Linked DNA regions of Mus musculus: region 2 is linked to region 1. A link is a loop called in an ENCODE intact Hi-C map of the cell type or tissue named here. Cell type or tissue: heart. All regions are shown on one strand. Each heading gives the region's core, and the rest is flanking DNA. Links, peaks and the distances in the headings are about the cores only.

What was found. Hi-C counts contacts between places; a loop is a spot of excess contacts. Peaks named below come from ENCODE experiments on the same cell type or tissue, not always from the same donor. Only the 100,000 strongest peaks of a DNase experiment are listed, where the experiment ranks them.
Region 2: a loop joins it to region 1, with 1.9 times the contacts of the local background. A loop is called at or near these places in 1 of 42 quality-filtered maps.

The regions. Positions count from the first base shown.
Region 1 is chr17:86,613,639-86,628,837 of GRCm38, forward strand. Prkce (protein kinase C, epsilon) reads left to right here. Exons shown (of 15, transcript NM_011104.3): 12 at 6,254-6,392; 13 at 11,687-11,875. Among named protein-coding and RNA genes, the nearest start is that of Gm52297, 48 kb to the right of the region's middle. In heart, for the core only: no CTCF peak of the experiment used is centred there; a DNase peak (open chromatin) is centred at 9,349.
Region 2 is chr17:86,691,350-86,706,548 of GRCm38, forward strand. No RefSeq gene overlaps it. Among named protein-coding and RNA genes, the nearest start is that of Gm52297, 29 kb to the left of the region's middle. In heart, for the core only: no CTCF peak of the experiment used is centred there; a DNase peak (open chromatin) is centred at 6,652.

The DNA of each region.
Region 1 (15,199 bases), core at 6,380-11,379:
AGACACTACACTCACAGGGAGAAACCTACACAGCTTTGCACACACACACACACACACACACACACACACACACACACACATTTCCCTCCTACCACTTCTCTGGGTTTTCTCTAGACAGGGTTTCTCTGTGTAACCCTCACTGTCCTGGAACTCATTCTGTAGACCAGGCTAGCCTTGAACTCAGAGGTTTGCCTGGCTTTGTTTACCAAGTACCAAGTGCTAGAATTAAAAGCGTGCCTCCTTAAAGGCCAGCTATTGCCTGGCTAACAGAATCAAACATCTTTAAAAACACCATACGATTTCTGTATTTTTTTGAGACAGGGTCTCACTACGAAGCCCTGATTGGCATGGAATTCACTATGTAGACCGGGCTAGCCACAAACTCATAGATATCTGCCTGCCTCTGGCTCCCAAGTGCCAGGATCAAGGTGTGTGCCACCATACCTGGCTGAGGAGTCCTTTTGTTAAAGCTACATATAATATGACCTTCTCTCCTCTCATCAAGACTGATACTAAGAGATCCATACGATAACTTTCAGTATTGTACCAGTCTCTGGCTCCCTCACAGCAAGCTTATTTTGGGGGCCTCTCCCTACTCTCCCACCTCACTAAAGAAACAAACATATTTATTTTAGAAGTCAGGCTCCTCCCCCTCACCCCAAACTAACTGCTAGATTTTATTTTGTTTTTCTCATCAGATGGGTTTTTAAGTACAGGGTTTGGGAATTTCCTTTCTTGACATCCTTTGTTTTTTCTGGAAGAGGTCTGCACTCCTGCCCCAGGGGAGCCTTGGATATGCCATCCTGCCTCTAAAGAAGTCTGTCCCTGTCAGTGGCTCTGACCCCAGGCCCTGTGGCTCTCTCCTCACCACAGCCTGCTTTTCCCAGCCCAGTGGAATTTTCTCTGTGTCACACAGGAAATCCAGCTCATCTTTCGCGAAGTCTCCGTAAAGGTGATCAGTCACCATCCGTGAGGCCTCAGACGAGTTGCCCCCTCTGACCCTCACGTTCCCATCTGCTTTCAAGGTTTGATGGTGCCAGACATTACCTGCATTAGTACAGCCAGGATTCCTGTCTCCCGATAACGAAACAAATACTCCAGACCGATCTATATGTCCTGTTGTTTGCGTGAATGAGGGGCCAGCTCAGATCCATGACTGGATCATGATCAGTGTTACTTCCACTAGAATGATGGTTGTCAGCTCGAGGCCCTACAAGGGACATCTGGATGTCCACAGACATCTTTGACTATCCTAAGTCGAGAAAATTAGTAATAACATCTAACCCTAGGACCGGGGATGGAGCTAAACATTCGGGAGTTCCCAGGACAGCCAGCGTAGCAGAGTTCTTCCCCAAAGGCCAAGGCTGAGAAATCCTGAGCCAGCTTGGGACTGAGGACCTGTTCTTACCCTATTGTTCACAGCCAGTATCCTTGAGGGCCTCTGACCAGCCAGGGAAAGCAGTGTGGCTCCTGGGAAGTCCTCACGGGTTGTCAGTCTAGCGTAGAGGGAAGGAGAGCACCTCGGAGGGCAAAAGCTATGTATGTGGATTCTGCCTAAGGGACACTTCTGGGAATGACCCTCCTAGAATTAAAGGCTCTGAAGGTGCTTAGGACCAACAGGACCTGCTTTAATTTATGAATGTGTGTGAGACACGTGTGTTCAGATGCCCAAGGAAGCCAGAGGTGCAAGTCGGGTCCCCTGGAGCTAGAAGGACCCAGAGGCAATGGGAGCTGCCCGATATGGGTACTAAGGTCTGAACTTGGTTCCTCCAAAAGAACAAGCAGTGCTAACGACCGAGCCATCTTTCCAGTCCCAGGATTACCCTGATTTAGAGTTGCTCCTGAGAGTCTAGTCCATGGAGAGTCAGACAAGAGAGATGAACCCGAAACTTAACACTGAAAAGGAAGGAATGATGTGACCATTAGCCGTAGATGATCTGAAAAGTCCAGAAGGGTCCATGGGAAAACTTCTTAACAAAAACTAAGAGAATTCAATATAGCGGAAAGGTGCAATGAGAAGAGTCGACTCATCTATGGAAAGACTGAAGATATCAAACAATAGCTTGTGTCCTTCAGCAGTACGTTCAGGTACAGTTAGTTACCATAGAGATGAGACGCAGCAGGACTTCAGTCAGCCCCATGGTTCTGTCTTTGTTGTCTATGAGTCATCCAACCCTTCCTAGGGCTTGATCCTTGTCTTGGTGGTTAAAAGCGACTGCTAACACCATGCACGGTAGCCTCATGCAGGACAGGAGAGCGAAAGAGGAGAGAAAAAGTGCCACACATGTGACTGTCGTGCATCCATGCTCAGCCCCAGAGGAGACTTTGAATTTTAGTTTATCGCTGTGCAGCTTCCTAAGGAAGTGAGGGCATTTGGGACAATCAGCAACCTGGCATAAAACGCAACAAAAAAGGCTCAGGATCGGCACAAGGGAATCACTAAAGGGCACAGATAAGATCTGAGCAGATGGAAAGACAAACATAGTTATTGACCAAGAAGATTGAGCATCATAAACTATCAGCTCTCCCCAAGTTAATTTATAACTTTAAACATGTTCCCAATAAAACCAGCAACAGGACTTAAAAATATGTATAAACAGACGACTCTAAAGTTCATATGGAAAAATAAACAAGAATCGGAGAGCTAGGAAAATTTGAAAGTGGAGACCAGCCACACGGAGTATTAAGCATATAAATCTACGATAACTAAGAAGTGGGATATAGAAAAATGTTAAGGGCAGAGGTGAAGGGCAGAGGTGCAGTAGAGACTCCATTTTCATATGCAAATTTTCCATTCAATGGGGAACGATGGCTACTAAACATCAGGTTGCTTCCAGATTTCTAGGAACAAGGAGAGTTGGAAGTGCATCTCAAACTTCTGTCAGAATAAATAAGTGCACTAATGATTTATGTTTATAAAAATGAAGGTAAAGCAAGAGGGAGAAACATTAGCAGAATATATAGATTACTTGAAAAGGGGGGGGAAAATTCAACCTAAGACATGGAAGCCAAAACCAGTAAAACGGAATATCCACTGAATTAAGTAAAAATAAATGATCTTAGTAAAAACTCCAGTAGCTTACAACCAAAGTCAAGTAATAACCCTGCACCAAGTCTGGGCCCTAATGGGGAAGCGCTCTCGAAAACCAACTGCCGCAGTGTGAAGAAGCGCGCGTGCATGCATGCACATAGGCATACACACCCACACCCCTACACACCCCGACTGCAGCACCTTAAGCATAATGAAAACAAATGCTGAAAAACTTCTACAGAGGTGCAAGGATGTTCTGAGACACTGTTTAAACCTGGCACACACCGAAGCTTGGCAGCATAGCATGCCATGGCAAAGTGTCACCTGTTGCCAATGGAAGGTTAGGAAGTTAGCCTCTAAGGAGGACAGCTTGGTGACCCACTGAAAAGGCTAAACATGGATGGCATTGGCAATAAATCAAATAAAGGTTATCACATTGGTTCATCTATAAGGATCATCTATAAGGAAAGGGGGACAACTAAAGGCCTTATTCTTGAAACATAAAAAAAGTCCCAGATTATGGATATGCGCACGTGTTTGAGGACGAAGAAGATGAGGTTGGTACCTGGGCAGTTGTCTTTCTGAAAAACTGTTGGTCAGGATAGCTAAATACTTGTTCTGTGTTGAGCTGGGTACTGAGTACCTGGGAGTTCTCCAGGTAGAAAGACTCACCCCTGCCTCCCCCACCCCTCCCCTGCCCCAAAGCTGGACCTCTGAGAAGGCAAAGCTGGGCCAAGTCTGGACCTCCCAGCCCTCCTCCCTCCCAGAGGCCTACAGACTCCTAGTGGTTCATCGAAATATCACTAAAAGCTGCAGGTGAGAAACTCCTGGGGAAGTGGAAAGCCACAAGTCTGAGGGAGTCATTGCTGGACAGGAGAAGGAAAGAAACGGGGGAGGGGGGTGTGGACAGCACTGTCCTTCAGTGCTTCCTCCCCATAAACACACATAAACACACACACACATACCACACACACAACACACATACACACACACACACACACACACACACACACACACACACACAGAGCTTCTCCTGACAACCCTGCACTAGACAAGCTTGCCCCAGAGGGATGGACACTTTGTGGTGAGACTGAAAATCTCCAGAGAAATGGCCTTCTAATGGCAGCCCAGGCTGGTTCCCAGGGATTGATTGTCTAAACCTTCTGTCCCCAAAGAAAGCAGTCACTCACCCTTCCTGTGTTTGGTTTTGTGTGCAAAGTTAAGAGTTTTCAAAGATTCAGATATCAGAGTGGGAACGGGAGGAAGTAGCCAGAGGTAGAACTCCGTACATCACTGGCTACAGGGTGGGAAGGAGTGTTTTGGCTAAGGCCAACCCAGGTCATAGCCAAGGGCACTCATAGGACTTGCTCATATCCAACAGCAGCTGGGTCAGCTTCTTCCCCAGGGAGAAGAGAGGGCAGGAAGCAAAGAGGCCAGGGAGGAGTGGACTAGAGAAAGAAGAACAGGAGGCAGGAAGAAACGAGAGGCTGTCCCTAACTGGCCAGAAGCCTATGAGAAGGAGGGGTGGTGCCTGCTGGAGCCAAAACTACTCCACCTGGAACCTGAGTCAGATCAGAACCAGGCTTGTGCGGACTCGGGGGGGTCTTTAGACTCATGACATACTACTATTACCCTTGCTCAACCCATATAAAGGAAGCTGCTTCTTACAGAGAAGAATTTAACACAAAGGATGTGGCCGAAGATGTTCACCTTTCACACACTTCAAAACATCGGTCCTTCAAACAAGTCCACAAACATAGCGTGTGGTCCCGAGCTGACAGACAGGGGACCAGCCCAGCAAGGTGACTTTTAGCAGGGCTATGCCACAGCCAGTGATGAAACCCTGACAGCCTGGATCCCAGCCCAGCATTCAGCCCAGCTTTCCCACCCCAGCCAGAGCCAAGCCTTGCCCCCTCTCGCTGCCAGGGCTGGGGTCGGTGGCTAGCTGCAGTGGCCCAGTTGTTTGGGCTCACTGTGCCTTCTGTAACTCCGGAGTATTTGCTTAGAGCAGCACTTTTCTATGTGATTGCTTCTTTCTCAAGGAATCCCAGCTGTAAGCAGAAATAGGGTCACAGATACAATGCAGGCAGGTCCAGAAGCACTTCCTGCCCCACCTCCACTCCAGTCTGGGTCCCATGGGATGCCTGGAGCTCTCAAGTTGAGATGCCAGCAGGCACATGAGCATGGCCCTTTCTGACCTCTGCTTGTACGGGAAGAGGCCTTCTTTGCAAGGCTCACCTCAATAGCCCAGAGTAGTTGCTGAGGGAGACACAATGTGAATGGTTACTCCAACCACATAGTCTAGATTCCTCTACAGAGCCAGGCCTGGGGTTTGCAGGGGTGGTGGAAAAATTATTTTCTACCAACCTGGTTTCTAGGTAAGAAATCTTAGAACTCTGGTGTGTTAAAATGGGCCTCAAAGAAACCACCTTGATTGAGGCTGGCCCGCTCCTGTGACTCTCACCTCTCCTATACAGAAACATCTGGATCTAGATTATTTCTCTTACCTGTTACACCCAGATTGACCTTGCTCAGGCACCATGCTCCTGCAGGCAGGGCTCAGCCTCCCTTGGTATGGATTTCAAATCCCTCTTTCCAGCATCTCAGACTCTTTGAAGTTGTCCCTCAAAGACACAGCTGTCTTGTCTCACTATGGTCAGGAACCCCGTTCTCTGGCCTCTTTCCCTTTGCCTCTACCTTCCATCTCCTTTGATTGCTCTCTTCACGGTCTGTCCAAATGCTAGCTTTCACCGAACCCTGAGAGCCACTGCTGTTGGCCATACATCAACAGATGTTGGCTACACCAACCATCCGTCATCTCCCCCCTCTCAAACTCAGCAGCTCAAACTCTTGTGGATTTTTTTTCCTGATTCAGTGATGCTATATATATGTGACCCTGAATCCCCTGAGCTAGTTAACTTGTGAAGGATGGAGGTCAGAGGAGACCTCCTTTCTCACAGAAGGATCTAAATATGAGTTCTAACCCTAATATGGCCCCGATTCTGTGCAGGATCCTGTCTTTTGCTGAGGTATTGTAAATGCTGTTGAAGGTTGTCCAGCTGGGAAATGGCCCTAGCCTGAGGTTAATGAGGCAGGTCAAAACCTACTCCAAGATTGCCTTGACTGGAGATGTCCCTAGGGTATGTGCTTCTTTCTCTCTAACTCAAGAAAGGCCCTGTGGTGTGTATGAGGCTAACCATGTGGCCTTGACCTGTGTTGCAGGGATTTGAAACTGGACAACATCCTTCTAGATGCAGAAGGCCACTGCAAGCTGGCTGACTTTGGGATGTGCAAGGAAGGGATTATGAATGGTGTGACAACTACCACCTTCTGTGGGACTCCTGACTACATAGCTCCAGAGGTAAGGCCCACCCACGTGCAGAGTTAGCTTCTCTCTCTTAGCGTCAGAACAGAGAAACAACCCAATGCCGTGCATGTGGGGGTCATCCGAGGATGCCAAGAGAAGACTCTGCAAAAGCCAGATGGATTCTAGGAGTAAGAGACAGGAAGGGAAATGGTTTCATGATTTTTCTGTAAGGATGGAGTGGTAGTGAGGATGGACTGGTGAGCTGAGAGCGACCAGCTAGTCCCCATGCTTGAGTAAGTCCTCGCTAAGTATCATGCATCCACCCAGAGCTACCGCCAGAGCTCGGACTAACAGGAACCGGTTGACTTGCAGGAGAGTTTTCACTTCTTACTGAATGGAAACATTGAAAGCCCACTGAAGAGGCAGCCAAGTAACTTCACCAGATGTCAGATAAACAGCAAAACCAGGAATGCTTTGCCATTTCCACTGAGGTAGCAAGTCTGTAGAGTGCGCATGCACATAGGACATGAGGACAGGGTAAGCAAAGGTCAGAGGTGTCTACTATGAGCTTTACCTGTGTGAAAGTTGAGTCACCATGTTGTGACCATTTGTCTTGTGTCCTTCCAGAGCAGTCTGACCCAAACTGAGAGGTCCTTAGCATGAATGATTCAAACTTAGCCGTGTAGTCACACAGACACTTAATTAAATGCCTTCGATGGTTTTTGAGACACGTAAGATGGGAGGCAGGTACCAAGCCTATTAAGCACTACCCGTGTGTAGAAAGCCGCTTCCATGGGACATCATCTGAGCACCTGCCAGACAAAGCTCTATGGACATGGAGCTGACTGAGGCTCTGGCTGCTCTTCTAAGAGAGCTTTTGGTCTAGACAGAGTGACACCGAAACAAGCAGAGCAATGGTGCCTAAAACAGGACAGGGCCCACAGGATATGGGAAGGCTTCACGGAGCTTCCAAGACCGGGAAACTGATCGGCAAAGAGTACATTTTAGGCTTGCTTTAACCCTAGGGATGAGGAGAGCATTGTTGAAAACAAGAAGGATCAGAGTGGGAGCGTGCAGAGAAGGGAAGTCCATTTCTCAAGGCTGCGAATCCTCTCAAGGCAGTGTCTGGGTTTCTGATCTGGGTACTACACATAGGTTCTAAGGAGTGGTCTTTTGACTGAGTGAGTGAATGAATGAATGAATGAATGAATGAGAGACATTTCAACATGACCAGAAGCCACGGGATGAAAACATCTTGGCCATTTTCAGGAAATGTAAATAACACAGCTAGAGAGCTGGCAGGATGACTCAGCAAGTAAAAGCATGTGTAGCCCTAGAACACACTCAAAGGTGGGGTGAGAGAACCAAAGGCTAAGCGTTGTCCTTTGACCTCCATGTGCATGTGTGCCATGTGACATGTGGCCTACACACACCACTCTAACCAATAAAATAAAACACATTTCAAAAATAGTAGAGATAGAGCAAATGGTTTGTTAGTGCTTGTAATAATGAACAAAATTCAGGTAAAGGAGCCGGGAACATGAAATCAATCCCGCAGGATCTATGGACCTGCTAAGGGTTTCAACGTAGGAGAATCTTTATCATGTCCATCCTGGGAAGAATACAAACCCCCAGAGCACACATCAGCAGGCCGAGGAGAGCCTTCGTGATGCACACCCAGCAACCACGTAAACCAGGCCTGTGGTGCAAGACTGTAATCCCAGCACTTAGGAGGTGAAAGCACGAGACTGGGGAGTTCAAGGTCACCCTCAGCTGCATAGCAAGCCTGCGGCTACCCTGAAGTTCCTGAGACCCTGTGTCACAAAATATTTAAAATATTCTGATCTCAGTGAACTTGAACTGGACTGGACGGCTGGAGGATGAAATTGTTTACATTGCATATTCCTCTCTTGGTCCCTGGGGTGATATTGTTAGATATCACTTCCTCGTATATGTCTCCTGGAGTTGACGCAGCTTTTCCAGAACATTCCATAATTGAGCTAACTGTGGATATAGAACACCTGTTGGGTTCACCCATGTAAGTGAATCAGGGTAGCAGACTCCATGGCCTCCAACTTGGAATCTGAGTCTATGTGTCTTTGAAATAAAATTCTTATACTTCCTCTTTAAGATGCATGTACAAAGATGTTCTAAATGCACAGAGAAGGATTCACCTTGCTTTTTCTGTAGCCATTGATACCGTGATCAATACTGCAATACATCCAGTGAATGTCTGATCATACTGCAATACATCCAGTGAATGTCTGATCATACTGCAATACATCCAGTGAATGTCTGATCATACTGCAATACATCCAGTGAATGTCTGATCATACTGCAATACATCCAGTGAATGTCTGATCATACTGCAATACATCCAGTGAATGTCTGATCATACTGCAATACATCCAGTGAATGTCTGCTGAGGTTTCTCCTTACGAAAAGGGGACATTGTCATTGTATCCTTGTGCTGACATGGAACCTCTAGTTTTAGAATTCATTCTCAATACCGAGTGAATTGATAAAGTTTTGCAAAAAATCGAAACGAAAGGCCGAGGAAGGGACAGGCCTCCAGGCTTCTGTCCGCAGGTCAGACAACACAGGTGGAGCCAGGGAGAGCTCAGGAGTGAGGCTTGAGGGCCCAGCAGCTCAGTGCACCACAGAGCTCTGATCTTCTGAACTAGGCAGTCCTTTCTGTTGTGTGCTCCCATAGCGAGAACACCAGCCAGCCAACAGCACAGAGACATAGATGAAAGGAAGGCCTCCCCTGGGACTTATCTTTACCAGGAGAGCCTTCCATTCCCACCCCTCTGTGAGCCAATGCCACAACGGTCAAAGGCTTGACAGCAGTTAAAGATCTGCTCAGGAAAAACATGCGCACAGCTCACAACAAGGTCTGGCCAAGTGTAGCTCCCTCCCCTGGTCTCTTCACTGCTGGGTTATAACATGGGGTATGAGAAACAGTCCCAAGAATTGAGTCCAGACCTGCCCAGAATGTCCTCATATGCCCTTGATATAGTGGAGAAGTGTATTGGAGCCTTGAGTTCCTGTCTTTCCCATGGGAATCCTAATGCCTGCTCTGCCCAGCTCAGCAAGCTGCGTTAAGACTCTAATAGGATTAGAGGTGGGAGTGATTCATAAGGCATAGAGAGGCTAGCCTTGAAACCAGAGCCACCTTCTTAGTGATCAGCTCTGCCAAGCCGTCTCTACCCATCTTGCACCCCTGGCACACACCCCCTAGCACTTGTCTCCCCCCCACCTCACCCCCCCATCCCCGATACACTAGAAATGGCTCTCAGTTCCGGGTCACACCCGGTTCTATCAGGGCCTATACCTGTCCTTCTCTTTTACCCTTGAACCTCTCAAGGGGCTGGCTTCCATACCAGATGCCCTCCGAGGGCACACAAAAGCATTACCTTATCTTCCTTACCAGCTCCATTGCTGGTGAGGTGATCAGGCCAAGGATAATCAGGGCTGAGCCTTAAGGGAACTTTACAAAAGATTTCACCAAAACCAAGTCTGGATAAGGCTACCTGGCCATTTCCACAGCACCATGCAGTGTGAGCATAGATAGACACGCTTATAGACAAACCGCGGAAGTGCAGGCGCCAGCCAGCCATGAAGAAACGGCTAAAGTGGTCAACTGGTCAGCAGGGCCCCTGAGCTGCAGAGTTAATGTGGTGCACTGAGTAAGAGCCACACGGTGCAAGGCATGGAGTGGTAGCTTTGTTTTAAGAGTACGCAGACTCTGGAAAACAACCGACAATAACTCTCTGGAACTTTCCAGATGCTCCAAGGAGAGAGCTGACTGTGAACAAGTGACTGAAAACACAGTATTATAAGGGAAGTGCCCACAAACCCTAGGAACAGGCAAGACCTTAGTATGTCAGAGGACAGAAGACCCTGAAAGGGAGGCAATCTGGCATAGGCATGACCCGGAAGGACAGAAGCCAGTGGTACAGAGGAAACTTGGTAAGCCAGGCTGACTACTAGGTCTCAGGAGGTTGAGGGAGCCTAAGCTTTGCCTGGGCCCCCAGCCAGTGCAGCCTGAAGTTCTGAGTCTACAGGTCTCCTGCACTAACCACTGGACAGAGAACCCCAGAGGCTAAGGAAACAGGTCGTCAGACAGAAATACTGAAGAGGCAGCTGAACGTCCTCACACTCTTCTTCATCCCAAATAGAGAAGGTTCCTAAGCTAAGTGTGGACTTCGTGTCATTAGATGTTGCTACTGAATTCTGTTTAACCCCAAAGGATCCAGGCTTGCTGTAGAAAGGGGTGTGGGTAGCGTGTTCTTCATGGGTCCTTCCAGAGTTAATGCTCTGGCTATCCATTTGGCCAGATACACAGTGGTTGGGAGGAGGGGACATTGCTGAGTGTGGTCCTGGTCAAAGGTAAAATTCACAAGACAGTCATAAACTGGTTGAATTTTGGCTTTGCCCATAAGGATAACATAAATTCACAAAGTTAGCCCCAGAGGAAAGGAGATCCACAGGGTCTGTTAGATGACCCTAAGTTCATTGGTGAGATTCAGAGAACCAGAAAGATTGATGGAAATGAGTCTTTTACTGTCATAGACGAGAGCATAGTAGTCTCTGGTGGGTAAAACACAGGGGCTTGGGGAGAGGCCTTCCCTCTTATTTCCTTCCATGGAGCACGGGGCTGAGGTAAGTGTTGTCACCACTTAAGGAATATCAACTTTCTGTTTCAAGCCAAGCATGGTGGCACACACCTTTGATCCCAGGACACAGGAGGCCAAAGCGGGCAGATCTCCGAATGTTCCAGGCCAATCTTGTTTATATAGTGAATTCTGGTCTAGCCTGGGCTACAAAGTGAGACCTTAGCTCAAGTGGGATTGGGGGGTTGGGGGAAGCAAAAGCAACAGAGATTGTGGTTTCCTTCCTACATGGGCAGTCAGGGTGCCCAGGCTATGAATGATGGGAATAGAACTTTCTGCACAGCCGATCCCTCTCAGCATCGCCTTTTGAAGTTTACACCCTGCTCCCCTAGCCCAGAGTTAATGTGGAGCTGTGCTCTCATCTTTTGAAAGTGGACTTAAATGCTGCCCCGGAGCTTTATCTGGCATGCAAACTGAGAAGTGGCCTCTTGTTCCCAGCAGAGGTTAGATGGCAGATCTCACTGTGGAGAGAGGATAGCGGCTCCCACACTTAAGCCTCTCTGAAGAAGCTGGGGTAGTGCCACACCCCACACCTCAGGGTAGCACAGCTCCACTATGGCGGAGTAAGGTGGACAGGAAGGCCAAGACTTCCCTCGAGAGTTGGGTGGGAGAGCTGCTGCTGGAGTCAGGCTCTTAAATGATCCCTGACACTCCGTCTGTTTCCCCGCACAGATCCTACAGGAGTTGGAGTACGGCCCCTCAGTGGACTGGTGGGCCCTGGGGGTGCTGATGTACGAGATGATGGCTGGGCAGCCCCCCTTTGAAGCTGACAACGAGGACGACTTGTTCGAATCCATCCTTCATGATGATGTTCTCTATCCTGTCTGGCTTAGCAAGGAAGCTGTCAGCATCCTGAAAGCTGTAAGTGACTGTCCCTCACCTGTGGCTCTGTTCCCTGAGGGCGCTCCTCCCCCAGTCTATCCCTGACCCGGGGTGTGTGTGTGTGTGTGTGTGTGTGTGTGTGTGCGCGCGCGCGCCCCTGCCTGCCTGTCTGCCTGTCTGTCTGTCTGTCTTCCTGTCTGCCTGTCTGTCTGTCTGCCTACCTGTCTGCCTGTCTGTGTGTCTGTGTGCTCACCAGACAGTTTGTCCAAGATCACAGTGCTGGTTCAAGGCAGAGCCATGTAACAGCCCAGAAGCCCCAGCTTTCATTCCTGCCTTCTGTTCCCCTTCAAAACACCCCAGAGTTCAGTAGTTGACCAGTGATATTCACAAAAACCAGCCCTGTTCAAGGGCCCCAGACTCTTGGTCTTCCTTTATTTTATATATTTTCTGAAGAAACTTGGCTGTCTATATGACAGCTGGGGAATTTTGCAGCACTCGCCATGGCTAGTGGAAGTCATGACATTAAGACATACAAATATTTTGCAGGGGTCTGGAATCACACGCTCTGCCCTGCTCACTTCTCTCTGCCCCTCTGCCCCCCCCTCCCCCCGGCTCCATGTTCAAGGATTCATGACTTAGCTGAGCCTGTGCTCACACCCTCTTTGTTCTATCATGGTGGCATTTGCCCTGGGCAGCCTCTTCTCTGTCTCCTTCGCTGTTTCTTCTGCCTCTCACTGGATGTATGCCCTACCGTGTGGGAGTCTTGCTCTACCTCCTCCTCATGTCTCTAAAAGACAGAATTTTTCTTGAAATTCCTTCATTCACCCTCACAGCGAGTTATGCCTTCTGGTATACTATGGGGGACTAGGAATGAGGCCCAGGTGTTGAGTGTTTGTTGGCATTCATGAAGCCCTGTCATCAATTGCAAGCCATGCATTAGTAACAGGAGCACATGCCTGTCTGTCATACCTGTTCTGGGAGAAAGAATGAAGAGTTCAAGGCCATTCCTCAGCTACATAGTGAGTTGGAGGCCAGCCTGGGCTACCTGAGACCTTGTGTCAAAAACAACATCAGACAGCATCAGAGAGCAAAGTGCTTGCTGTCCAAGTGTACTGCAAAGAGTGTCTGTTGCAACATGGAAGATGACTGCTCTTCGGTCTTTGTGCTGTCCTCTTTATCCCAGTTTACAAGGAGGTAATATGGCAGGTGACTTGAAGCGTGGTGGGGGCAGGGTTTGCTTGAGAGCCACACCTGTCTGGGGAGTGTGTCCACACCTACCTCCAGCTGACTGCAGGCCCGCAGCCGTCAGCACTTCCTTCGCCAGACCTGCCTTTCCAAGGAGAAGCCTGAAGCCCGGTTTTATCCTCCCTGTGAACTGACATGAACTCCTTCCCTTAAAAAGAGTGTGTTGGCCAAAGTAGAGCTTGTAAGGGTCACATGTGGGTGCCGCAGTTTGATCCAAGCCTTTGCTGTTTCCTCGCTAGTGTTTCTTACTGACCTGTTTGGTTACGTCACAAGTACAGTCACTCTCCGGTTCTGAGCTCTCCCCAGCCCTGCGCTCTCACTAGCTTGGATAACTAAGACACATAATTATTTACAATGATAGCCTGACCACACTTCTACCTGCCTGCCTCCTATACTCTGTACGCAGTGTGAGGTTTCATATCCTTAGGTGGATACCAAGACGATAAAGATATGGATTCTCACCGCTTTATCTTTCACCATTGGTACAGAACTTGGAAGGCTTGCTGTGTTTCCTTCTCCCAGAAGGGGCTGTAGATTCTTCCACCGAAGGCTGCGTCTGTCTGTCTGTCTCTGCATTTCGAAAAGCCTTTGGGGCAGCTGTCACAGGGGTTCTCCCACCAAGAACCATCCCTGAGTGATTAACTAGGGTGGAGATCTGAGCCTCCTGCTCTAGCTCCCAGACCCCCACCCAGACCCTGACAACTGATCTCCAGCAGGAGATCCACAAGGCGAAGAACTCTGTGCCTGGCAAACGTCAGCTCGGCCTCATTCTGAGCCCCTGCCCACATAGCAGCTAAGTGTGTGTGTGTGTGTGTGTGTGTATGTGTGTGTGTGTGTGTGTGTGTGTGTGTGTATGTATGTGTGTGTGTATGTGTGTGTGTGTGTATGTGGTGTGTGTGTGTGTGTTTATGTGGTGTGTGTGTGTATGTATGTGTGTGTGTGTGTTTGTGTGTGTGTATGTGTGTGTATGTGTGTGTGTGTATGTGGTGTGTGTGTGTGTATGTGTGTGTGTGTATGTGTGTGTGTATGTGGTGTGTGTGTGTGTTTATGTGGTGTGTGTGTGTGTGTATGTATGTGTGTGTGTGTGTGTTTGTGTGTGTGTGTTTGTGTGTGTTTATATGGTGTGTGTGTGTATGTGTGTGTGTGTGTGTTTCCATCTGTCCTCTCCCCCGCCCCTCTCTCTCTCTCTACCCCTCTCTTTGGATGGCCGAGACAGCACTATGGTGTTTGATACTCCCTCTAGACACTTATCCAGCAATGTTTGGACATATTGGAGCTAGTGCAATCGCAGGGCACGTGGTGGGTGCAGATGTGTAAGGGCATACTAAGACGTACCAGAGCTACTGCCAAAGAGCCTACAGCACACAGGACAGCCCTACAAGCAAACAATGTCAGTAGCACTGAGTACGAAAACTGTTGACACCTGGGGCTGGAGAGGTGGCTTGGTGGTTAAGGGCACACACTGCTGTTACGGAGGACCCAAGTTTCCTGGCACCCATGCCAGACAGTTGACATCCACTTGTGTTTCCCGCTCCAGGAAACTGCTGCTATCTGCTGAACTCTCTGGACACTGAATTCACACCAGCACATCCCTCCTTACATGCACCTACACCTCATTTAAAAGTTAAAAAATAAATGAGAGAGAGAGAGAGAGAGAGAGAGAGAGAGAGAGAGAGAGAGAGAAGAGAACCGTTGACCTGCACAGACTCAGGGGTTAGGGGTTATGCTGTGGTAACTGCTTAATGTCTGAGAAGAGAGCGTCTGGCCCAGGGCATTACCGCAGGGCTTCCTCCTTAGGCTCATCTCTGCTAGCTGAAGGAGGGAGGGAGGCCCATGGAGGGCAGAGGGGACCACTGCTTTTCTTTGGAGCCCACCTCCCCAACCCCTTAACTTGTCACTTAACATTTGTAGCCCATGTTTTCTAAGACTGTCCTTAGAGCTACCTCACTGAAGGCTGTTACTCACTGAGAGGTGGTTCGGGATCTAGAGAAGGCCTTTTCTGTCACAGAGCAGTGAAGAATCTTTGCCGCAGCGAGCTGCCATCTTGCTGCTGCTAAACTCAGCGCAGTTCCCTGAGAGCTAGCTAGCCTCCCTTGCAGCCTTCAGTTTCCTGAGCAC
Region 2 (15,199 bases), core at 3,800-8,799, 75 kb after region 1:
CCATGTCATCCTCTGGGTAATGTTACTGGATGCATGGGATGATCTATGTCCTGGTACACGTGGGACTCAGTAAGTTTTTAGATTTATTCAGGGAGTACATTAGGCGAAGTTCCTAAGTATTTTATACGACCACCAGCCAGTGACAAGTCATGGCAAGGATTAACTTTTCTTCTTTTTATGCAAATATCCCCACCACCACCACCCATAGTGTGGCTAAGAAGACAGAGTCTCCAGCCAATCATAGCCAGGAGTGCATCTTGGGCCACAGGCTTGCAGGTCCATTCAAATTGTCTTTCACTAAAACCCTGGAGAATGGGTGGAAAGTGAACTTGCCCAAATGTAAGATGGTGGGTTTGGAGCTTGGAAGGCTTTGCTGGGACACCCCCACCCCCAGCAGTGATCTTGACCTTGTGGCTGAGTTCAGAGTCCTGAGGGGCTTGGGAGCAGACTGATACAGGGTTATCATGTTGCATTTTGAGAAGCAGCTGCTTCCCTGAGCTGGGGTTTCAGATCTGCACTTCTGAGTTCAGAGATGGAGTGTTCTAGAGAGCTAACTGGAAGGGTTTCAGATCTGCACTTCTGAGTTCAGAGATGGAGTGTTCTAGAGAGCTAACTGGAAGGGTTTCAGATCTGCACTTCTGAGTTCAGAGATGGAGTGTTCTAGAGAGCTAACTGGAAGGAGGTTTCTTTCCTTCTGCAGCTGATCTCATCAGGTGACCAGGTACGTGCTGTCTCTGTGATACGTGCTGCCTCCACTGTCCTCCCTCTTCCCTCCTTTCTTCTCTATTTCCCAGCCTCATTTCACACACACACACACACACACACACACACACACACACACACACACACACACACACACAGGATTCTCCGCTCTTGCTGCAAGATTGTTTAATTAGTTCTATGAGAACGAAGGTAAGTTGTATTCTCGCCAGTGTTTGATACTGTCTGTCTTTTTAATTCCAGATCTGGGTATGAATGGCGTCTCTTGTTTTCAGGTGCCTTTCCCTGATTGATGGTGATATTAGCATCTTTTTGTGTGTTTTTGTTTTGTTTTTTGTGTATCTTATTTGGAGAAGTAGCTCCTTAATGTTGTGCCCATTTCTATTGGATTATTTTATTATTGAGTTGTAATAGCTCTTTCTATATTCTGGGTAAAAATCCTTTGTCAAAGCTATTGGTTAAAAAAAAAAAAAAAAAAAAAAAAGATAGTTGGGTTTAATGACCTGAGAACAACCCCTGGAACCCACGTGGTAGGAACATCTGAACTTGGCAAACTGGGGCATGTGTGTGCATGTCTCAAATATAAGTAAATCCTATTAGGTCTTTTTATTTTTTTAAGTAAGTGATTTGAATTCTATATGCCAAGAGAAACAAAGTCATCTTGATGGATTATCTTACTAAACACATATTAATTGTTTAATAATCGGAAACTTATTTTCTGGCCGTAGGCTGGAGCAAAGATCTGTCTTCCCACTTGAGGGGCTTACAGCATCCACAGAGGTTCAAGCTAGCCCTTAGTCTCTCATGTCTGGAAGGAGCCCCTCCCGGTTGAATCTGCCATTTTTCTATATTTTGGGATTATATTTAGGGATGGCTCAATGGTGTGCAGAGGCCCTGGGGAAAGGACTGGAGGAGTAAGAGGGCCCCTTGGTGGGTCTGTGGGATGATCCTAGGCACAAGCTGGGATGTGTAGAACTTTTTCCTGCTTTCTGGTCTTTGTGCTTGTAACAGGCTCTCTGGCCTTTTACAGTTTGAATGTTTGATGTCCCTAAAGGCCTCTGTGTGGAAGACTCCATCCTGCAGCAGTGTTCAATGGGATGGAATCGTGAGGGCACAAACTAATCAAAGCAGCAATCTTTCTTCCTTTAAGTTGTCCCCCATTCTCAGTGTTTTGTCACAATAGCAGAAACCTAAGACAGATAATCTTCTACAGTCCCTGCCCATATTGACTCCCTAGCTGCCTTAGAATGTCCCTATATTTGGATAGAATTGTGTCCTGTGATGGATAATTAGCCTCTGCACGTGTGTATGTGACTTCATCTGAAGTCATTAGTCCGATGAGATCGCTATGATTGCCCTCATCCACTGCGGAGAGAGTCTTAATGAAAGGAGAGACTAGACCTGGAACTGTGGCTCAGTGCTACGCGTCTGCATTCAATCTCCAATGCTGAAGGGAGGAAGGAAGGATGGAAGAAAGGGAGGGAGAGAGGGAGGAAGGAAGGAAGGAAGGAAGGAAGGAAGGAAGGAAGGAAGGGAGGAAGGAAGGAAGGAAGGAAAGCAGAGGAGAGGGAGAGGCGGGTGCTAGAACCCAGATGCAGGCATAGAGACACATGACAACAGACACTGCTGTGGTGGCTCTGTGAACCAAGGTCTAAAGGGACTTCCACCCACTGGCACCTACCTCAGTTTCACACGTCAAGCTTCCAGACCTGATCTGGGGATGGGATGGTGTACGTTAAGCCCGCTGCTCTGTGGAGCTCTACTGTAACCACCACCCTCGGAAATGAACGTTTCTCCTTCCCCCCACGCTGTGCCTCCTGGGAAAGGCAATGGGAGTGGCCTTTCCTTGTCTTGCCTTTCTCACCTGCCTATGCTCTGTGCTACAGATCTCGGGCAAGCCTGCCATTGTTTGCTGACATAAAGCCTTGCTTTCCCCAGAGATATAATCAAGGGCAGATCTTACCACTGTGCCCATCTAGAGACTCTGTCCTAGGGATGCCCTAAGGTTTGTGTCCTACGGAATTCTAGCTCAGGTCAAGTTAACGATCAGTATCCATCATCACACACTCTTCTGTTCTTCTCCATCTCTATTTAAGGGCTGTCAGATTCATGCCAGCCAAGAGTCTATTCTCCTATGTCTACCAGTACATCTGGGAGGGTTGCTTGAAACAAGTGCCCAGGCTGATTCTGATGTCAAAAGAAACTGAGAAGGAGGTGTTCGAGAACTTTCTAGTTGTTCTCCTCATCCCAGAGTAGGCAACACAGCCAACCCATCATCGAGCTTTCAGACAACATCTCTAGGCTCTAGATACTGCTTCCCTTATACTGGTCCTTCTAGCAGGACACTCAGCTCCCAAGACTCAGGTAAGTAAGTGATCTCTATGCCTGCCCACCCCCTCTGGAAACCTTCTCTATGTCTCCTGCTAAAGTGACCCTCTTGCTCTTGGCCTCTTCGTAGGTTGCTTGTGACTTCTCATTAGTACTGATTTTCTATCTTATGTGAAATAAGTCACTACTGGTCAGTCTCCTTAAGTATCTTGCAAACAACATGAAAATAGATGTTTATGTATCTCTGCATATAGTCCAAGTGCTTAGCACAGTACACTTTATACAATAAGCTTTAGTCAAACACTTTGCTGGGTAATTGAATATATGTTCTGGATAAGTCAGCATAACAGATGATCCTAAAATTCCCTTTTCTTTTAGATTTTTTTTTAAACTAATAACTAGTAAGAATGGTTTAAAATGATAAGAACTTAAAGAGACACCTATGGCTTATCCTGCACCAGCTCCTTCCTGCCAAACCTGGTACCCTGCTGTCTGTCCCACTGGGCCTGTCTAGAGCTCTGCAGAGTAACCTCCCCAGTGTGGACTGAGGTGTGGTGCTACCGAGGCCTGGGTGCTGTAGGAGGCAGAGGCAGCTCCAGTGTGCACTGGCTTACATCTTGAAGCTTTCCTCTCCTGACACGGCTCCAGCCACAGATTTGTGGATGAATGCCCCTATCCTAGACAGAGAACGAACTCAATCTATTCTTCAGAGGGTATAGAGGACACCCAGGAGGTAATGTCCTAGAACATGATATTGGGACAGTGGGGCTGGGCTGCTAGTTCACCCAGCTGCAGCTCAGAACAAATTATTCTTCATCTCATTTTGTTCTGGACCCCATGTTTTATGGTTCCCTTCACAGTATGCAGCTCCACTAAAATCTAGAGCCTCAGTGGACTCTGTCCTATCTGTCTCTTCTCCCTTTCTGGCTATAAGTGTGGACATGAGTGTGTGCACGCATGCGTTGAGATACATAAGCCTGTGTCTGTTGGCCTAAGGATGCATCTACTCCTAGGAGAAGGTGAAGCATACATCCAAGTCCTGACATTTCTCACCCCTCTGCCACAAACCGTAGACTGGGTCAGCCTTTTGTTGAGCTCAGACAATTCTCAGAGGAAAGCTCTATTTTATTTTTAAAAGATCACCAAATGTAATTATAACAAATCTTGGTGTTACCTGAGAAAGTCACATAATAAAACATATTTACTGATTTGATCATTACTTGAATGGAACTATCTTCTAAATTATAGAATAGCTTCACTTCTCTAAGCCTCTCCACCATGGCCCTTTCTATCGGGCCTCCACCCATCTGAACCGCTGTCTGATCTTTGTCACCTCAGGTCGGTTGTTAGTTTCAGAAGTGAGAGAAAAGGTTGCAGCACTGTACCATACTGTTATAGAAACTGCCAAGCAGCTCTTGACCCTCTGAGCCTCAGAAGTCGTCTTCTGGGTCCCACTGCAGAGCAGACCCACATACAATATGACAGGACAGCGCCATCCATGTACAGCTCTAGGAAAGAACCAAGGACTTGGAGGTAGTGACAAGGACCCTAGATTGCCCTGGTGAGGTTGGGTCTGACCACTGAATCTCTCCAAGGTGCCTCTGCTGACTCTAAGAGGTGATGGTTGCCCATGCTAGGAAGACCAAGGTTGAGTTTACAGCCAACATGAGTTCTTTGTTGTTGAAGGCACTAGTTAAGTACTGAACATCAATGGTTAACCTACACCGATGTCTCCTTCAGAGCCAGTGCTGTTAAATACTATCCTTCTGCAAATGACAGCCATCTGTGTCCTCAACAGGTCATCTGCTACGGTCATCTGCTACAATGTTCGAGAAACCCTCAAGATTTCTGCCTTATAGAGAAAAGGGGTAGGGGGGCCATTAGTTCCTCCCCTAAGCTTCCGGCTACTCCCTCCACATTCAGCAGGTGTGCTAGAGTTTATAGAATTGGGAAGGCCAGCGAAGGGTGCATTCCATCCATGCAGCTATAGAAAGGTCATCATCCAGACTGTGTCCCCAGTGGGGCAACTGCTTTGGGGCCATCTGTATTCTTATAAATAATCCCTCACCTATGTCCTTTAAATGGGCACAGTATACTCCTTCATTTAGCATTTTAGATTACAGTGGAATCATATTTTGGTCTGTCTCTTGTGACCTACCTGAAGGAAATAGGCACCTGTTTGGGTGCCCCAACCGTTCCCCCCACCGCCAGAAAAAAAAAAAAAAACAACCAAACAAACATAAAAACAGTTCATGGAACAACCAGGTGCAGGCTAACAACAGCCTTCAACTCCTGAGGAAGAGATGGGACCATTCCTTAGGCTGTTGTTCAAACGAAGAAATGGGCCTCCCAAGAGTCACAGGACTTGTGCCAGGTCAAACTGTTAGGGTACAGTGGAGCTGGTGTCTCACTGGGTTGCACAAAGCCATCCCTCTTTCCAGGTGAATGTGTCCACTGATAAACTGGATCAGCTGGCAGCAGTCTGCAGCCAATGATACCCTGGCAAAACTCGACTTGCATCTACTTCAATCAACAAGTTCTGAAGGGACTTGGCGTGTAGCTGGATGGTATAGTACTGTATACATGAAGTATACAGTATACATGTATGAAGTAAGTATGAAGTATACCTGTATAGTACTAGCATACATGAAGCCCAGGGTTCAGTCACTAGCACCACATAAAACAGCCACGGTAGTGCCTGTGAACCCTGCCACTTAGTAAGGAGAGGCAGGAGGATCAGAAGGTCACGTCCACCATCCACGACATAGTGAGTTTGAGGCCAACCCGGGCTTCGTGAGACCCGGCCTTAAAACAAAGCACAGTGAGGCTGGAGAGATGGCTCAGTGGTTAAGAGCACTGACTGCTCTTCCGAAGGTCCTGAGTTCAAATCCCAGCAACCACATGGTGGCTCACAACTATCCGTAATGAGATCATTCACTGGGCCCATCCCCCGGACCCAGTTTGGCCTCCCACATTTCAGAATGATGGCCACCCTTCTTTGTACCCAAGATTATTGACTTGCAGTTTCAGAGACAGAAAATCTTAATATCTCAGTTCAGTATCACCTAGCTCACCAGCAGACTTATATAAGAATGATCTTGATATGCATAAAAACAGCTTGCTGCTCTTTTGAGGTGCTAAGATCTAAAGGACTGCTCTTGCCTCTACAGTACCCAGCCCAAGCTTATGCATGCTCTGGAGATGGGGTGCAGAAAGGAGCAATGAGGGATAAGAAGATAGCCAATTTTTTGTCTCCCTCTCAGCTTCAGCATGGAGCCCCATGTCTGGCTTCTTTGTCCTCTGCCTGTCATGGATTTGCCTACGTCCTTTAGTGGTATCTCTGCAGGACTCATGGAGGACAGTGCATGGGGAGAAAGGACAGCAGAGTCCTGCAGAGTTGTGGCCTTCAGGACACAAAGTCTACAGCTCAGTGCTGATGGACCTTGGTTAAGCCAGCGCTTCCCCTCCCCCACCTCCCCCATCCTGCCAATGGGGAGAACTAAGGGCACCTGCTTCCCAGAGTGAGCTCCTCAGAGCTTACAGCTCAGTGGCTCCCATAATGCCAAGGGGAGGGAAGGTCTTGGCAAGATGGAAGCTGAAACTCAGCCATGAGAATGCTGGAGGGACACGTGGTACAGAGGACAGTGACTCACTAAGGGAGCCCAGCACTCAAGACCTGGCTAGCCAACAACTGTTGGGAGTCTTCTCATGGACAGCTGCTGAGACAAAGCATGGTTGTCAGGCTGACAGACAGACAACCCAGTCTCCAGCTCTGAGCCACGGGGACCTAGGGGTAAAGCTGGGGAGGGCCTCTGCATCTGCATACTGTGTTGTCTTAGGGTTTCTATTGCTGTGATAGAGACCATGATCCAAAGAAGCTGGAGCACAGGATAGGAGCTGAAGCCAAAACCATGGAGGGATGCTGCTTACGGGCTTGGTCTCTGTGGAGTACACACTCTGCTTTCTCATAGGAACTAGGACCACCAGGGCAGGAATTGTACCACCCACAATAGCCTGGGCCCTCTTACATCAATCACTGATCAAGAAACAGACCTACAGACTTGCCTACAGGCCAACGTTATGGAGGTATTTTTTCAAGTGAGATTCCTCTTCCCAAATGACTCCAGCTTGCGTTGAGTTGACATAAAACTGCCAGCGCACATGGTGCGGAGTAGGATGAAAGGGGAGACACTCTGATGCCATTGCTCTGCAGAGAGTTAGCTGTGTGTCTGCTTGGTCTTGCCCAGTCCTGAGGCACCTGTGTAGGAGTTACTAACTGTTACGGCAGCGGTTCACAACCTGGGGGTTGTGACTCCTTCGGAGGCTGAATAACCCTTTCAAAAGGCTCACTTCAAACCGTCGGAAAACACAGGCACTTACATTATGATTCATAACAGCAGCAAAGCTACAGTTATGAAGTAGCAACAAAAATAACACAAGTAATTTTACGGTTGGAGGTCACTAAAACACACGGAGCTATATTAGAGAGTCGTGGTATTAGGAAAGTTGAGAACTGCTGTGTTAAGTTGAAATGAGATGTTCCAGCTTCTATGGGACTGGAGGTACAGTGATTCTGCTGTGGCGTATGGACAGGGTGCTACAAGGCCACAAAGCCAGTTCTCAGGGTAAATAAGCCAGTGTCTTAGCCTGGCACGAAGGCTGCATCCACGAAGGCAGCAAGGAGTCTCCCAAGTACCTTCACCCCCCTCACAGGGCATATCTATGTGGCCATGTGACTTGGGGCTGGTTATTGCCATTCTGTGTCTTATCCTATCAAATATTGAATGAGCTCTGACAGCAGTTTGTAGGCAGTAGAGCCTCATCTACTCATCCTCTTCCTGGGGCTGTCCACAGAACCATGTGGTCCTTCCAGTTGAGCCAGAAAGCTCATTCACATTGAGGCCTAGAGTAGGTGGAGCCAACCCCATGGGGAAACTGGGTCCCAGGTGACTGTAGCCCAGAGTCTGGCCTGGAACATCTCAGTCCACCTGACAATATCTGCCCTGAGGCCTGGCTTATGAGAAGCCTAGCATTTGAGACCAATCGCTGCTGGAAAACATTATTTCCTCTGGGTCACTAGATAGCCAAAGACACAACGAATAGTAGGGACCAAAGAGGGGCTCTTAATCCTACATTAGCTGCCCACAGAAGGGACAAGACTGAGTTTAGTCTGGAAGGACAGCAGGGTGAGAAGGCAGCACAGAGCACTGGCCAGGAAAAGCTGGTGGTTCTTCCAGAGTTCCATGTGCTGAAGGTGACGATGCGGTCCCTTGGCTGGGACCTCCCTCCATGGAGAAGGAGGGACAGGGATTCAATGCCTGTGAGCATAGCAGTGCCATTGTCAAACAGATGTAATCTCCAGTAGTGATGGTGTTCCCTACACGAGGAAAGCTGTAGCACCTCTCAGAGGCTGCTTCCTCCCTCCTCAGTAAAGCAGACAGGGGACTTCTCGCTTTTGAATGAGTCAGTACTCCGAAAAGAGACAACCCTCCCTGCATCCCTTAACTTGAATGAGGTAGATGATGGAGCTATTTGGAATCCCTGACTTTCATTACTAAAACTTACTTTTGCCCCAAATGGTTCTTACTGTGTGACTGCACATATGAGGACTAGATTAGTTCAAACGAGGACAGAAAGACAGGTAACTGACAGGCTGGGGGAGGGGAGACTGAAAACACCAGGCATGAGTATAGCTTCCATTTTTACAAGTTAAAAGGCTGCAGTGATGGCTTTTGGAGGTGGTTGACAAAATTATGAATGTATTCTTTCAAGCTGTAGCCATCAGATGGTTACAGTGGCATACTTTATGTTTTGTGGGGGTTTTTTTTAAGTGAATGTAATAATCTCGTGGTTTTATTGTCTTCATCATAAAATCAACTTAGAATCGGTTCCATGGCCCTTTCTCTCCTTGTCTTGTTCAGCTCAGAAATGCCCACATCTCTGAACAGCCAGCACTGTCTTAGATCTGCAGACGGGCTCAACACACTCCGGTCTTAGTGAAGTCTTCACTATGAAAACATGGGATCTGGTGGGACCTAAGCATGCAGGAACTCTGCCAGACCAGTGGCACTGGTTCCTTCTGGTCTGTCTGGGCCTGTGCTCTGAGCAGACCTTAGGCACAAACTCCCGCAGCCAGCCCCACAATACCCAGAGGCAGCTCCACTCCCAGGTGCTCTAACACACCCAGGATCAGAGGATCAGACCAGGAGCTTGGTCACACCAGGATCTCAAGGTCTCAAAGGCAGCTTGACTCCCAGGAGCTCGGACACACCCAGGATCTCAGGATCCTAGGATCCCAGAATCACAGAGACAGCTTGACTCTGAGGAGTTCTGACACAACCAGGATCACAGGAAGGACAGGCTCCAGTCAGACATAGCCAGGGCAGGTAGCACTTGAGAAAATCAGATGGCAGGAGGCAAGCATAAGAACATAAGCAACAGAAGCCAAGGTTACTTGGCATCATCAGAACCTAATTCTCCCACCATAGCAAGTCCTGGATACCCCAACACACTGGAAAAGCAAGATTCAGATATAAAATCACTTCTCATGATGGTGATAGAGGACATTAAGAAGGACAAAAATAACTCCCTTAAAGAAATAAAGGAGAACATGGGTAAACAACTAGAAGCCCTTAAAGAGGAAACACAAAAGTCCCTTAAAGAGTTACGGGAAAACACAATCAAACAGACAAAGGAAAGGAACAAAACCATCCAGGATCTAAAAATGGAAATAGAAACAATAAAGAAATCACAAAGGGAGACAACCCTGGAGTTAGAAAACCTAGAAAAGAGATCAGGAGTCATAGATGCAAGCATCACCAACAGAATACAAGAGATAGAAGAGAGAATCTCAAGTGCAGAAGATAGCATAGAAAACATTGACACAAGAGTCAAAGAAAATGCAAAATGCAAAAAGATCCTAACCCAAAACATCCAGGAAATCCAGAACACAATGACCAAACCTAAGGATAATAGGTCTAGAAGAGAGTGAAGATTCCCAACTTAAAGGGCCAGTAAATATTTTCAACAAAATTATAGAAGAAAACTTCCCTAACCTAAAGAAAGAGATGCCCATGAACATACAAGAAGCCTACAGAACTCCAAATAGACTCGACCAGAAAAGAAATTCCTCCATCACATAATAATCAAAACACCAAATGCACTAAATAAAGATAGAATATTAAAAGCAGTAAGGGAAAAAGATCAAGTAACATATAAAGGCAGGCCTATCAGAATTACACCAGACTTCTCACCAGAGACTATGAAAGCCAGAAGATCCTGGGCAGATGTCATACAGACCCTGAGAGAACACAAAGGCCAGCCCAGGCTACTATGCCCAGCAAAACTCTCAATTACTGTAGATGGAAAAAACAAGATATTCCATGACAAAACCAAATTTACACAATCTTTCCACAAATCCAGCCCTACAAAGGATAATAGATGGAAAATACCAACACAAGGAGTGAAACTACACCCTAGAAAAAGCAAGAAAGTAATCTTTCAACAAACTCACACAAACATATTTCCACCTCCAACAAAAAAATTAACAGGAAGTAGCAATTTCTTTTCTTAAAATATCTCTTAATATGAAAATTAATATTACCAATATATCATAATCGATTGAAATTCAAAAATAAGAGAAATAAGAATTTTGTCAGCTGTCATCCTATAGTCTCTCTGATTTGGTAATGGGAGAAATAGGTCCAATATTGTACAATCCATATATACTTTCTGCTTGTTTGTACATGACTGGGTCTTGCTGTGTGCCACATAATGGTCTTGAAATCATGCTTCTCCTATCTCAACCTGTCTATTAGTAAGATTGTTTATTGATGTTTTTATACTATACTATGGTTTTCAGAACAACTTACATATTTCAAAATTATTTATACAGCCAAAAGAAGTGTAGACAATGAATTTGGGAGGTGGCTTGTAAGAGAACAGTAAAGAGTGAGACTGAAGGCTTTGCTTGGTATTTATAATTATTGTATCAATTTTGAAGAAGAGGACTTTATAAGTTACTCTTATTCTGAGATGAATGCTTTTCAAAATCACCACATCCAATGAACCAGAATCTTACACTCACCTAACGTCTGTGCCACCCTCCAAGCAGAACCATTGTTCATTGAAACAGTTGATGAATGGCTTCGTGGATGGGCCATCTTAATGTACACACCATTTCTTAAATGAGTGTAACCTGTTCCCTGCAGGCTGAGAATGATGACAATCATTCAAATCAAATAGTTTTGACTGTAGCAGGAAATCTGTTTCCAAAAATCGTGCCTACAATTCATTCCTTGGCGCAGCAGAACTGTCAATTCTTAGCTTATCTACTATGGAGGTAAAATCCTTTGGTGATGTGAGGGACATTCAAGTACAGCCTTATTACAATGAACTCCAATGTCTAAAAATTGTTCTTATTTTGTGTTTGTACCACAGTAAGAGCCAAGATTTTAAACTCTACTAAAAACAAAACAAACAAACAAACAAAAAGACTTTATCTATTTATGTTCATTAAAAAACTAATAGTGATATATTATTTTAAAATATCATACAGTTAATATATTTGGAGTTATTTGAGAAATTTATATTGAGAAAAACATATGTATTTTCAGTATTGCTGTAGACAAACATCTACACCAGACAAACAACTTTTATAATAGTCATTTTTATTGTTACAATATTTTATAAATTTTAAAGAATATGATAAAAAACGAAAGGTATTACAGGTTTTGAGGGGAGCTCTCCAGTAGGAGTTGGGGTACAAAAGGGAAAGAAGAATGTGATGTAAGTCTATTTACCCAAAATATGTTTTTAGATGTTAACAAATTCAGATAAATTGAAATTATATATCCTTTCTCACCATAATGCAATAAAACTTAAATCAAAGAAAAATAAAAGAAAATATGGGGTGCTCCACACAATCACACGCCATCCTTGCATGGGGACCGAGTTCATCTTTTCTGTTTTGTTCCTACTGTAGTGCATGCACTGTGGTCTTGGGCAGTGCTGTGTGTTACCACAGGGCTTTAGTCAGCCTTCCTTAGCTTTGACAGACATACGTGAGGACATCAGTTTAGGTGGGAACAAGTGTTGGTGTTTTCAGCCTGTGCTCATTCGGCTCCCTTGGGGCCTGTGGTGAGGTGCAGTCCCAGGGCAGGGAGTGTGTGCTCAGACAACACATCCTAGGGACTGAACTCAAATCCTCAGCCTAACCCATGAACCACCATCTCTCCTGGATGAACTTTTCTTTTTCTTTTTTGCTGGATTCTTTCACGTTGCTTCCTTACTTTGGTTTTATCAGTGTTATATTTACCTGTTCTTTTGGCTGAATGTTGGTAGCGCCCCGGAGATGTGTGTGACTGATTATCTATTCTCTTGATAGACTTTGTGTCGCTGGCAGCTGGGACTCTTACAGACACAGACACATCTTTGTGGACACACATGGTTTCGTTTCTCTTGGGTGAAGACTTAACAGCAGAGTGGCTGAGTTATATAGCAAGGTAGATTCAACCTTCTGAGACCCTGACGAACCGTTTTTCGAATTAATTGTTCTGTTGTGTGGTTCTTCCAGGAGCCTATAAACCTACTTGTTTCACCTCCCCACCAACACTCGACACAATCCGTTTTTAATTTTAGCACACTAAATTTAGTATGAATTTTTAGTGTGACTTTAATTTGCTTTTCACTAATGAATAATGACTTTAATTTCTTCTCATGTGCTTTTTGGGCAGCCACATACTATCTTTGGTATGTTTGGTAATGTTGTCTGTTGACACTTTTTTTTTGGCCCATTTTCAATTATAGTTTTTTTTTTAATTATTGTTTTTATTTTATTTGCTCTCTCCTCTCTCTCTCTTTTTCTCTGTCTCTGTCTCGCTCTCTCTCTCTCTGTGGCTCTCTCTGTCTCTCTGACTCTCTGTCTCTCTGTCTCTGTCTCTGTCAGTCTCTATCTCTCTCTCTCTCTCTCTGTCTCTCTCTGTCTCTCTCTGTGGGTATGTGTGTGTGTGTGTGTGTGTGTGTGTGTGTGTGTGTGTGTGTGTGTGTATTTAAAGTGTGAGCATAGAAGTCAGAGGACAATTTTGAGAAATCAGTTCTCTCCTTCCATGCCCTGGGTATTGAATTCTGGTCAACAGGCTTGGTGGCAAGCACAGTTTCCTGCTGACCCAGCCTGATATTGCTTTAATTTAGAAGTCACACTGGAAAGAATTGCTATCTTTATGATAGTCATAGTCCCTGATTCTATTTATGATATCAAAATACAAATGCAGTAGCATTCTCATTCTTTAGGGTCTTTTCTTGGTTTTATTCTTGGAGATGCATATTCATTAATAATATGTAAATGAGATATCTTCTGTTGTATTTTCCAGTTATTTGCTTGGTATAAGAATCATCACTTGAGCTGGGCAGGGTGGTGCATACCTTTAATCCCAAGGAAGCAGAGGCAGCGAAATCTCTGTGAGTACAGGGCCAGCCTGGTCTACATAGTGAGTTTCAGTATAGTCAAGGCTGTATAGAAAGACCTTGTCTTAAAAGACAAACAACACAGAAAGAAACAAATAAAACAAACACCACTGGTTTTTGCTTATTAATTTTATAACTGGGCTCCTTGGTGATTTCTCCAGGCTTGTAGAATATTTTGTATTTGATCATTTACAATTCCCCCATATCCTAGATGGATTTGATTTTCTTTTCTGCCCGAGTCTGTTCTATCTGAGGCTGCTCCTTCAATTTGTTCAGAAAATTTATCTATTATTTCACAAGTTTCCTTTTTTCTTTTTTCCAGTTTGACCTCTCTTCTGCTAACTCCAGGTATCCAGATATTTAGCACTGACTAACATAAAATCCTAATTTACTATCCTTCCTTCCTTCTTCCGCCCGGGTCTTTCTCAGTTTCCTCTTCTATGATCCCTACTAGCTCTCCAGCTGCTGTGAGTGTGACAGAAACAGCACAAGCATCTAACTCACACTTTTCTTGGTTCTCCTTCTGTGAGATTCTCCAGCAGCTTCCCATCTGAGCCAGGGCTCCTTTGTTTTTGATGGAGGAGGATGTTGGCTGCGGTGTCAGGAAGTAACAGTGCTGTAAGGAAGCCAGACCATAGACCTTGCAGGTTCCAAAAAACTCAAGCTATGGGAATGAATAAACCTTAAGGTGGGCAGAGCAAGCCTTGGGCACCTGAAAACCCCAATTGCCACCCAAGGACAATTTAGTCTTTATTCACAGCATAAGGAATACCTAGAACCCTGAATATTTGTTATTTATTCGTTTGTTTGTTTGTTTTGTTTATATAGAGCCTTGAGCATGGAGACAAGGTGCTCTAACACTGAGTCACATCCCCAGCCTTCTTCCCTTTATATTTTGAGACAGGATCTTACTGAATGGCCCAGGTTGGTCTTGAACTCACCCTGCAGTGCAGCATGGGAAGGTTTTGAATTCACTCTTCTCTAGGATGAAGGGACTGTCCCACCAGGCTGAGCTTGCCATGTTATATTCAAATTCTCATTAAAAAACGTTTCATTTCTAATTTATTTTTGCTATCAGAGGAAGAAATTAGCATAGTAGTAATAAGTATATAATACCAAATCCAATCTGGAGGATGGTCATCTCTGTTTCAACACAGCTCTAAGATATTTTGTGCCCAGGACGAGTAAAACACTGTAGCACTAACCATACAATGTAGTCAGCCACTGCTTCCTCTGTGACACAGCTGTCACCTTGGGTCTGATATTCTTTCTACCCTCGATACCCCAGAGAGGGAGGGGGAGGGGAGGGGGAGTGGGAGGGGGAGGGAGAGGGGGAGAGGGAGAGGGACTTTCACCTGAGAAGGAAATGCCTCAGCCTTCGAAGCTGGGAGGAGATGGAGGAACGCAAGGCAGCTGGCCGGTTCCCATTTTACCTGCACTGGTCTAACCTCACCTCTGATACACAGTGACTATGAGGTCAAACTCCATTTAATCCAAGAAAATGGTGCTGAAGCGATCAGGGCTGGGAGCTGGAGTGGCTTAGTTGCAGCAGGTACTCATTGTATCCCAGGTAAGTCAGTCACCCTATCAGCTGGCCTGGGGCAGGTTCAGGCTTGTGTTCTTCATGGTCACCCTGGTCAGTCTTGGGAGAAAAAGGCTAGAAAGATACAAACCACACCTTGTAATT